2 separate regions of the Mus musculus genome follow, and region 1 is linked to region 2. A link is a loop called in an ENCODE intact Hi-C map of the cell type or tissue named here. Cell type or tissue: left cerebral cortex. All regions are shown on one strand. Each heading gives the region's core, and the rest is flanking DNA. Links, peaks and the distances in the headings are about the cores only. Region 1 overlaps Afg1l (AFG1 like ATPase). Region 2 has its middle 47 kb from the start of Ostm1.

Region 1 (5,374 bases), core at 55-5,054, 310 kb before region 2:
GTACTAATTAGTGAAGACGTTTCCAAAGGATGTAAGCGCCAATAAAATGGATTTAAAATATAAAGTGGGAACTTGTGAGCCGGGGCAGGGCTTGGCTGGTGGAGTGAGTACCTCACATGCAAAAAGTCCCATCTAGCCCTGTGGAAAGTCGGTGTGGTGACCCCTGGGTCTCAGCACTTGGAGGGTGGAGGAAGAGGATCAAAGCCAAGGTCAGCCAGGGCTACAAAGTGAGCTTGAGGTCGGCTTCAGACACTTGAGACTCTATCTCCAAAAACCATGAAAAAAAATGAAAACAGGCCAGGTATGATGGTGCATGCCTTTAAAATTCCAGTACTGGGAGGCAGAGAGAGGTGAATCTCTTTAAGTTCAAGGACAGCCTGGTCTACATAGTAAGTTTCAGGATAGCCAGGGCTACATAGAGAGATCTTGTCTCAAACAAACAAACAAACAAACAAACAAACAAACAAAACCCAAACAAGCAAAAAAGGAAGAAACAAAGAGGGTTTTTGCTTAGTAAATATTTTACATAGTGGCTTTGTTTAAATGTCTATAATACTGAAAGGAAAATTCAGGACTGACTCTGGTGAGCTACACAAGTGCTTATTAATTAGAAAAGTTATGTTTCATCAGGCAGGGCAATGGAGGGGTTGGAGATGCTGGGCCCGTTCCTTGTAGTCAGGCAGCCTTGAGCAGACTGCTCTGAAGTTTGGTTTCTTCACCAGTGAAGGAGATTCCATCTAGCAGGCTTGTCCTGAGGACTCAATGTCTTGACTACCAAGTACATACTCAGGAAATGCTGGTCGCTTACAGATTCACGGAAGAGGGCGCATGGGACACTCCTTAGCATGCCACGTTCAGTGCGCAGCTATGACCCAGTAACAATTCAGTAATCCTTTCATGAGGTCATGAGGTCAGGTAGCCTCAGTGAGCCAACATCTGTACTGACCTGGTCTGTCCTTCAGGAAAGGACATTGCTGCCTCCACTCTTCCTACCATGCTCTACATGGCCTCTGCCCATCAAGTCCTATGTAGGTGACAAACAGCTTCTGTACCAGACCTTGTCCTCAATGCATGGCCAGGGGGCGGAGCCCAGGCCTCCACTACGCTCGCTCTAACACGGTGCACAGAATGTAGGAAGTGCGTAATATTTATGAAATGAGTAAGTAGAGACATATACTGATAACATACAAGCCTGCCAGGAGAGAAGCCCAGTTCTTTCTTTAGAACTCATTGGTCTCCAAACACAGACACACAGACACAGACACACAGACACACAGACACAGACACACACACACACACACACACACACACACACACACACACACACACATACACACACCATATTTCACTATATAGCTTTGGTGACTTAGACTTTGCTCAGTCAATCAGCCTGGCCTCAAACTCACAGAGATCCATCTGTTACTGCCTCCCGGGCGCTGGGATTAAAGGTGTGTACCACCATGCCTAGCTACCCGATAACTATTTCTCACTCTATAACATACAGAATCAGATGTTTTCACTGAAAACATATTGCTGCTGATAGTGCTGTAATACACAAACGGTATCACTTTTGATGTATGCCAGTCATCATGGAGACTATAGGAGACTATACATAGACAGTGCTGCCATGCAATCCCTTGCTTTCTGGCATTCAGTGTTTAAAACGTTTGGAACCATTCAATGCAATTCGAAAAATATTCTAGAAAATTACAAGTTAAAACCTCTGACATGTTTTTTGGAGAAATGCAGGATGCCCATGTGGGGTGTGGACGCCTGGGAACGGCTCCACGTGTTCCTGCTTGCTTGTCTATGCCCGTATGGACTGTGATTACCCAGCTATACTAAGACAGGAAGTGAAGGGATCTGCCCACTCTTCAGCCCCGGTTTGTAATCCGGGGCCATTAGAACGTGGCATAAGACAGTTTCGAGTTCTAAGCTTAGGTCTCAGCACCTAAGGCTCTTGCACACCTAGATCAACTGCTGCAGAGAACGCAGGAAGGCTGATTGCCTTGACGAGAACGGACCCTGGACTAGCATAAAGCTGGCAGGTCCCCAAACAGACAAGAGTCCAGCTCAGATCAGCAAAACTGCAGATGCCAAAGCTAGTCCAACAGCGATCAAAAGACCGTCCCAGCTGACCAGGACATCAGAGGGCAGGAATGAATGCTTATTGTTGTAGTCCACTGAGTTTGGGGAGGATTCATTATGCAGCAATCGCTAAAGGAACCATGCTCACCAGCGAGAGCTACTACAGAATTCCGTGTTCTCATTATTGATAACAAGTTCAGCACATGTAGAAAAATTTGGTCTAGATTTCCCAGTTCTACATTACTGGTAAAAACATGTAACTATATATTCAGTGATTTATTTGATGCCGCTGACTCCTGTATTGACCTCAGATTTCATGCCACAGTATACATCTCATTTCCAGAAATAAATATTATGATTTACTACATACAGGAGTCAAGTAAAAAAAAGTTAGGAAATTATGTAGCACCCTGGCAGGATGCAGGAAGACTTGGGAGCGAATGACTGAAAGTGCAGAGTAGCGAGAAAAGAATGGGCCGATGTGAAGAGAGTGCTAGGGGAGAGCAGCATCTTAGGAGCACGCCAACAGAAATATGAATGTGGGGTTTAAATGACAATTCACAGAACGAAATCTACATGAAGTGTCAGGGCTACGAGGTAAGAGCAGAGGAGCCATAATCGCTGAAGAAGGATGACGTGATAGCGACAGGCCATGTCTCACATACTGGCCTCGCAAAGGAAATAAACAGCTGCTCCACGCAGGCAAGCACATGACCATGCCTGCAGCTCACTGAAGACAGAGTTTATCCACTTATTCCAGAAAACAACATGTCAGACTCAACGAAGAGCCTTTTACAAGGTATAAACTTGACTCAGCCACCTAGAAATCAGAAGGACAAAGGAATTGAGATCCAACAAAAGACTGCACAGGGACACTTGGGGCTGTGTGCACAGGGACACTTGGGGCTGTGTGCACAGGGACACTTGGAGCTGTGTGCACAGGGACACTTGGAGCTGTATACACAGAGACACTTGGAGCTGTCTGTGCACAGGGACACTTGGAGCTGTGTACACAGAGACACTTGGAGCTGTCTGTGCACAGGGGCACTTGGAGCTGTGTGCACAGGGACACTTGGGGCTGTGTGCACAGGGACACTTATAGCTGTGTGCACAAGGACACTTGGGGCTGTCTGTGCACAGGGACACTTGAGGCTGTGTGTACACAGGGACACTTGGGGCTCTGTGCACAGGGACACTTGGATTGGTGTGACCAAACTTGACCTTGACATCTGATGGGGAACCTGAGTGAATAAGAAGACATGCAGATGGGACGTTGCCAACAACAATGGTGTTCATAAAAATATTTTACGGTATGGAGACACACCTATGTGAAACATTGAGTGGAAGAAATGTAGTGAAAGTTTACAGCTGTGTTAAGACCTGTGTTTCGCCCAAGCCATGTAAGCAGGAAAGGGACCAACTGCTACCTGCAAGTACATTAAGCTTTGTGTTTAAAGAGCTTCTTTTAAAAAAAAATTCCATATTTTATAAAAGAAGCAAAATACATTATGACAAAAGAGAATAAAACAGAATGATGATGTTAAGCAAGGCTAAATATCTTTACTAATTCCTATTTATAATTTGAACACCATGTATGTGGTGGTGGTGGTGGTGGTGGTGGGGTGTGTGTGTGTGTGTGTGTGTGTGTGCATGTATGCTCACATGCACATGCATGATGTGTCTGAGTAGCCATGTGGAAGTCAGAAGACAGCTGTGGAGTCGGTCCTGTCCTTCCACCTTTAGCTGGTTCCAGGGATCAGACTCGGACTTCCAGGCTCCCATGAGTGCCTTCATCTGTAGTACCTCTACCTCCTATGCCATCTCACAGTTTCAGCTACCCAGTCCCCTGCATACTTCCCAATACTGATGTAAAGTCAATGTGTAAAATATTCAGCACAAATACAAATACAAATACAATCACATACCACATGATGATGTTTTTGATCAATGGTGGGTTATATACAACAGGGGTCCATGAAATTATAAAGGAGCTGAAAATGCCCTGTATCTTAGTAGCTTTCTGTACCCTTTCCACCTTCCCATGCAAACACTTGCTCCTGTGTTTCAAGCATCTTTGGTATGTATTCAGTGCAGTGACCCACTGTGCAGGTTGGCAGCTCAGGAACAATAGATTCTCCATTGAGCCTATGCTTTCGTGAGCACGTCCTATGGTGTTCACTTGACAAAACTGCTTACTGAAGCATTTCTCAGAGCCCGTACTGACGTTAAGGAGTACGTGACTGCACTGAAAAACTTGGAAGGTTCTAAATCTCCTTAGGTTCGCCATTGTCACCTTTACTATATCGCTGTACAAGACTTGGAGGCTCAGAGGGGCACCACTACCTTACCTTCTTCGGTCCCTAGCAGAAAGGAACAAAGGCTTGCGTTGTATGTAAGTCATAAACACAAGACTTCCTCCAGCTGCCAATAATCTCAGCATTGGGCAGTACAGGCAAAGCGACTAGGAGGTCAAAGTCATCCTTTGATACGTAGTAGGTTTGAGGCCAGCCTGGGATGGGTGAGACTCTGTCTAAAAAGATTATACGAACAAAAGACTTCTAAATCAATTATAGCTTGGATGAAGAGTAATACTAAATCCTGTAAGAACTCTGAAGGCTCTCCGACCTTCTGACCACAGTAACGTAAAATTACCCGGCATCCCCGGGATGCCATGGCAGCTGCGGGTACCTGTGCTTTTACCTTGCAGCAGCTCATCCTCCTGCGTGCATAAGCCGCAGCATAGGATACTTTCTGAAACCATAACTGATATTGTGAATTCATGCCATGTGCCCTATGAATAATTAAAACCCATGATTACTTCTGAGTACTAAATGGCACTTCACTTAGTAGTATCCTTGAGTATGTTATTCAAGTAGCATTATCTACAGCGGGTTCTTCTGCGAGATAATGATGACATTCTCCGTCTTTCTACCTGAACAATTAAAAAGTTTAATAGTCTTTGATGTGCCTGGTTATCTGGATAATTTTCGAGACAGGAACAATTAAAATCCACTTATTCGATGGTTTGTGCATTCCCCACTATTGTCTCAAACTCTTTGTTTCTGTGGAAACCTGATGGAAACTTAAGGAACTTTAAATCTATAATGAGTTTGCAAAGAGCGTTTGTTTTCCTTAATTACCGGGAGTGTACAGCTGCATCACACGTAGCAGTTTCTCTGGCAAACTTTGAGGAATAAAGAGCTCGCTTGCTGGCATCTTTCTCCTGTGTGAGGCAAAGCACAGCTGTCTGCTTTGGGTTTGACCCTGGTGCCAGGAGTGGAGCTTT
Region 2 (5,374 bases), core at 198-5,197:
AAGCCTTGGCCTGCCTGCCTTGGGTGGGGAAGGATGTGGGCCAAAAGAAGGCCCTGCAGAGAAGAGGGGAGTTTGAGTTTTGCTTGCCCCTGACTACCTCCCAAGTGCTGGAACTAAAGGCATGTGCCACTCTGCCCAGCTGGGTCTGTAGCCTTTAAAAGTGTGCCTCCAGCCCACCCTTGACTTGGCTGTCTCCGTTTGGCCAAAATCAAATTATTCTCAACAACCAGTTACTACAGCGAAATAGTGTTGTTATCTTGGTTTCCACTGAAACAGAGGTGTCAGTTCTATTGGGTCATGGTCTCCAAGTTGGGGCTACCAGAACTGAGGGGACAAGAGATCCCCTGCTTCCAGAAGTTAAATTCTCTCACTGCGCACCTGTCAAGGAGTGTTACTTGTTCCTAGCACAGAAGTAGTGTCATTAGGGTGTCACTGAGAATAAAAGCACGGGGACAGGCACCTGTGTTCTGTCACTCGGCACCAGGACACAGTGCAGGGCAGGGAAGGCTGGATGGGAGGTGTTGTTGGTCCATACTTCTGATGGTGTCCCTTGGCTCGTATGTCAGATACTGGAAACAGGAGTGAGAGACACAAAGAGGCAAGGAGTGTGCCACTGCTTTCCAGAACAGCAAGGGACAAACAGCTCTTTATTGCGGCAAGTACTACCCAGCATCCTTGCCTAGCTCCACAGCCTGTCCTGAGTCTGTCCTTTGCCCTCTCACCAGCCTGCCTCGGCTCTACCTACCCTAGGCTTTGCTTGGTTTCTCTACATGTCTCTTCTTGGGGTCTCTGCACCCTGGGATGGCTTCAGGAAAGTGTCTCTTGGGAAAGCAGGGCAGTGGAGTTAGGGTGGAAATTGACAGACAAGAGTTGGGGATGCGCTTCGAGGAGTAGCTGGGGAAGTTTCGTAGGAATGGGGAAATGGGCTGGTAAGATTAGATTGCTCAGTGGGTAGGGATGCCTGACAACTGGAGTTCCAGTCCCTAGGACCTTCGTGGTGGAAGGAGAGAACTGACTCCCCGGTGTGCAGGAACCCTTCTAAGCCCTTAGAGCTGAGCTTACCTAGGGCAATAAAGAACAGGAGCCTGCAGGGAAGCTCAATGGGTAGATGCACTTGCTGCCAGGCCTGACAACCCAGAGTTTGATCCCTAGGTCTGATTGGTGGGAGGAGAGAGCCGACTCCTGCAAGTTGTCCTCTGACCTACACATACACTCTTACAAGTGCGCGCGCACACACACACACACACACACACACACACACACAAACTGATACATATGTGTAACAAAAACATTTTTCTTAATTAGAAGAGACAGACAGAAAAACAGACAGAAAAACAGACAGACAGACAGACAGTCCCAGAAACTGGGAGGACATGATCTGCTGGAGTGAAGAGATTTTCCTTGGGAACCTGGCTCAAGTTGCTTCTCTGGGCTTCAGAATTTGTGAAATACTTTATTCCTTGAAGTTCAGGTGCTTAGAGAGCAGCACACCTAGAGAGGAGGAACTCCTAGGAGATAGCCCAGGCAGCTGCTAGGGTGGGCAGATAGGGGCTCTTCAGAACCTGGATGTGTGTGTGGGGTGTTGTGTGTGTGTGTGTGTTGGGGGGGACTAGAAGCCAAGGGCTAAAGGTTCAGTGCCGTCCAGGGAGGCATTGGTGGCCTACCAAGGCCAGGTCAAATCCCTCTGCAATATTACAGGACAATCTGACCTCACTTCTAGCCTGACTTCAAGTACCCACTGCAGGGGAGAAGGCTGGAGTGGCCAGCAGTGGGGAAGGCCAGGAGGGATGCTTTCAGAGAGTGGGGGAGGGGAAGAGCTGCGGGCTCTCTTTGGATTGCCCAAGTGTCAGAACAAGCCCCTCATGCGGGTTTTTTTTTTCCCTCTAGTGACCCCATTCTGCCCCATGGATGTCACTTTTTCTTCTTGTTCCTTTCTTTCTTCGAGCTGCTGGGGAGAAGAGAGTCTAGGGAGGTGGGTAGGAGCATTTTTTTTTTTTCACACGAGCCCTCAGAATTACAGTTCACAAACTATTCAGTAAACTGACCGGCCTCAACCTCCCCTTCAGCGGCCTAATCTAAGGGGTGGATCTACGTGTTTTGTTGCCTGTCAGGAACAATCGCAGCGCGGCCCATTACATTTACAGCACGTCGCCCTTTAATTGGTGTAACACGCCGAGGCCTGAAAGAGAAGGGGCCTACAAAGGCAGCGTGAATGAGCCCCGACTCACACAAAAACACTCTGCAGAAGTTCAGAGCTGGCCACTAACAAGGAGGTAGGGAGTTAGTTTGAAAAGAGGGTGAAGTTCAGAAATGTGTACCTTGAGAAGCGTCCCATCAAAGCAATGGTCGCATTGACAAGCTGCAAAGAAAAAAGTTAAACCATCAGTGCGGACCTGCCTTGCTGGGTTTCTTCTTGCACTTGAGGAGGGCCCAGGAGAGGGGCCCTCTTCCTCCTGCGCCCCCCCCCCCCAGGCTCGCTGCTTCTCTCCTCCAGAGAGTTGGATTTTTTGATGTTGTTGTTGTTTTTGTTTTTTGTTTTTTAAAAAGCTGGAATGATAAACATACCTTCCACCCCTCGACTGAGATATTTTATTTTAAAAAATACCTGAATTTTCATTTTAGCAGATCCCACGAGGCTATGGGAACAGCGGGTTGTTCTCGCACCCCTGTTTGTGCTCCTTTCTCGTTTTTTTTTTTCTGGGGCGACATCCTCCGTTGTGGGGCTCAGGGAGGGCGAGGGGGAAGGTGTTTGCTAATGCTCTGTGGGAAATGCTTTGCCCGTGGGTGGACTCCCGCAATGGCAGAGGGCGTTTGCGCGCGCCCTTTAGAAGCGTTTGGCTCGGTCCGATGCGGCCTGGAGATATTTTGTTGCTGTCCAGGGGAAGGAGGACGCCGCTTTCCCTCCTTCTCTCTGCCTTACCCAGAGAAGACCCCTGAGTGTGGAAGAGCGCGTTCCCACTGTGCAAAAATGTGGCATGCTTAGAACAAACTGTCGGTGCGTGCAAAGGCCAGGGGTGAGGGTTAGGGTGGCTAGGTGGTACCTCAGTTGTGTCCTCCCTCCCGTGCCCCTATCTCTGAGATGACCTGGCTCCTCAAAATACCTTCTGGGTTCCACAGGCCTGAAATCACCCAAAAGTGGTGGTGCCGCGGTGGGTCTCCCTAGCCACCCTCTCCTGCTCCCTGATCCTGGTTTAAGACTGTGGGGGCTCAGTCCCTCGCCTGCTCTGGCGGGACACCTCGGCGCCCCGCTCCTCTGGGGAGCTCCCTAGCGCCCCGAGTCCCCCCCCACCCCGCCTCCGCGCCGCCCCACACTCTTCGCCTTTGTCTTGCAACCGGACCCCCGCCCCTCCGGCCGCTCCTGTGAACTGCCTGCCCCGTGCGAAGGCGGGGGTACTTTTCAATGCAGCGCCGCAGCTCCCTCCAGATTTGTAATCCGCCAAAAAGCCGCTGATTGCTGCAATCGTTACTTTTCATTAAAAAAACTTAGAAGCAATTTGGGAGAGCCCTTCTCAATGAATACATTTACCCCCGAACGGTCTTTATTCTCCGACTCCACTTGATGAGTTTCTCTGGCGAATCCGTTCTTACAGGCACAGAATGGGCAATCCCTTGATCCCCGTCAATTGTCATCCCGAGTCGGGGCCACTTTGACCGCCAATAGTGGGGAAGTCAGAGCTAATCCTCAGAAGGAATCACGGGAAAAGAAAAGCAACAATAACCAAGTCAAGCGTAAAAAATGAAAGAGAAATCTCTATTATCACTCAGTACATTTCCCAGCTATGTACTGAAAAAATCAGCTCGCTTGTCATTCGAGTCAGACACCCGCAGAAGAATATGGGGTCGTGGTGGGTTGGTAGACTCACACGACGTCAGGAGAGATGTTTGAGAGCGAAAGGCCTCTCCTCTGCTTCTGCCAAATCCCCCTCACATCCGCCATGACCATTAAATACAGACTGACTTTATTCTGTATGGGGAGGCCCAGGGGTGGCTGGCGAGGGAGCCCCCAACTGTGCACAGATACAAAAAAAAAAAAAGAAAAAAAAAAAAGAAAACCCTTGCAGAGCGGGGTGGGGGGAGTGTGGAAGCCAAGGATACACAACTCTCCCGCCCCTCCCGCTAGGGCCGGCTTGGCGACTGTCCCCCTCAAGGGCGCATGTGCTCTGTGCACGCGCTGCTGGTCCCCGGGTCCTGGCCGGTGTCAGGGCAGCTCAGGCCAGACCTGAGGGAGTAAGCCAACACGGCCATTTCCCACGCCGACACCTACAGTACTCAACACTGGCCTAGGCGCCCATTGCTGGGGCTGGGCTGGGGACAAAGTTCTCAAATGGCCGAGGTCAAGCGGGTTCCAGCCCAGGCGCGGCCAGAGCATCTCGGGAGGGATCGCTTTAACAGCTCCAAAGAGCTCCCAGATCAAGGTGCGAGGACCATGACCAGTATCACCTTGGGTAGCTGGCCTAGGAAGGAGGCGAAAAGCTCAAAGGGCCTGGGTCTGACCGCACCTTGTGGGTGCAGAGAAAAGTCTTTTGGTTTTTGGAGTGCCCAAACTTTACTTTCAGTTTCTCAGTAGGTGCAAGGAACCTCCTGCAGCCTAAAGGTTACTCTGCCTTTCCCAGAAGCTCCCGGGTGGAGGGCACTTCCTCTTCTCTTAGCTGGACCTGGAGGAGTCTGAGAGGTACGGCTGCAGCTGGAGTTGCCGCTCAGTGTTTGGGGTCACCCTAGTCAACCAAACCCGCCCTTGATGCCTGAAGCCTTATTCATCTGGGGAACCGCTCGGACCTGTCACTTCCCACACCCACCACATTACATGTGTTTAAGTTACATACATCACTCCCAAGCACAGCCTATTCATATCATATATTCAGAAAAACCTGTTCATGCGGTAACAAACTTCTAAACATACTACACAAGAGCTGGCCTCATCTGCACGAGTATACACACGCACGCGCGCGCGCGCGCACACACACACACACACACACACACACACACATACACGCTGAGCCTGTACACTACTGCAACACTAGCTGTGCATTATGGTCCCCAGGGTGTCCAGACTGAGTGTCTTTGGGCTTTGGCTGAGGGATCTAGACCTCCTCTGGGGTTCCCCACTGGGGCGAGTGCCTGGAACTTCTCTGAGGGCCTTCTGTGCTCAGTCTCTTCACCTGCTAGACTGGTAGAGTCGGGCCTGTTCAGGAGCTCCTCAGACCAGATCAGAGATCACACCAAGACCTATGTGGTAGGCCAGCTCACATAGGCACCAAATACTGGCCAAATGACCCTTTAAGGGAGGTGGACAGGATGCCCTCCAGTGGACGCAGGAATGAAGGTCTGAGATGCAGAGAGTAGAAGATAAACCCCCAAGGATCCCCATCCCTGC

The links. Hi-C counts contacts between places; a loop is a spot of excess contacts. Peaks named below come from ENCODE experiments on the same cell type or tissue, not always from the same donor. Only the 100,000 strongest peaks of a DNase experiment are listed, where the experiment ranks them.
Region 1: a loop joins it to region 2, with 4 times the contacts of the local background. A loop is called at or near these places in 13 of 42 quality-filtered maps.

The regions. Positions count from the first base shown.
Region 1 is chr10:42,321,040-42,326,413 of GRCm38, forward strand. All of the region lies in intron 10 of Afg1l (AFG1 like ATPase), which reads right to left. Among named protein-coding and RNA genes, the nearest start is that of Foxo3, 47 kb to the left of the region's middle. In left cerebral cortex, for the core only: no CTCF peak of the experiment used is centred there; a DNase peak (open chromatin) is centred at 2,044.
Region 2 is chr10:42,628,994-42,634,367 of GRCm38, forward strand. No RefSeq gene overlaps it. Among named protein-coding and RNA genes, the nearest start is that of Ostm1, 47 kb to the right of the region's middle. In left cerebral cortex, for the core only: no CTCF peak of the experiment used is centred there; DNase peaks (open chromatin) are centred at 2,179, 3,661, 3,724 and 3,797; H3K4me3 peaks cover 1,602 bases.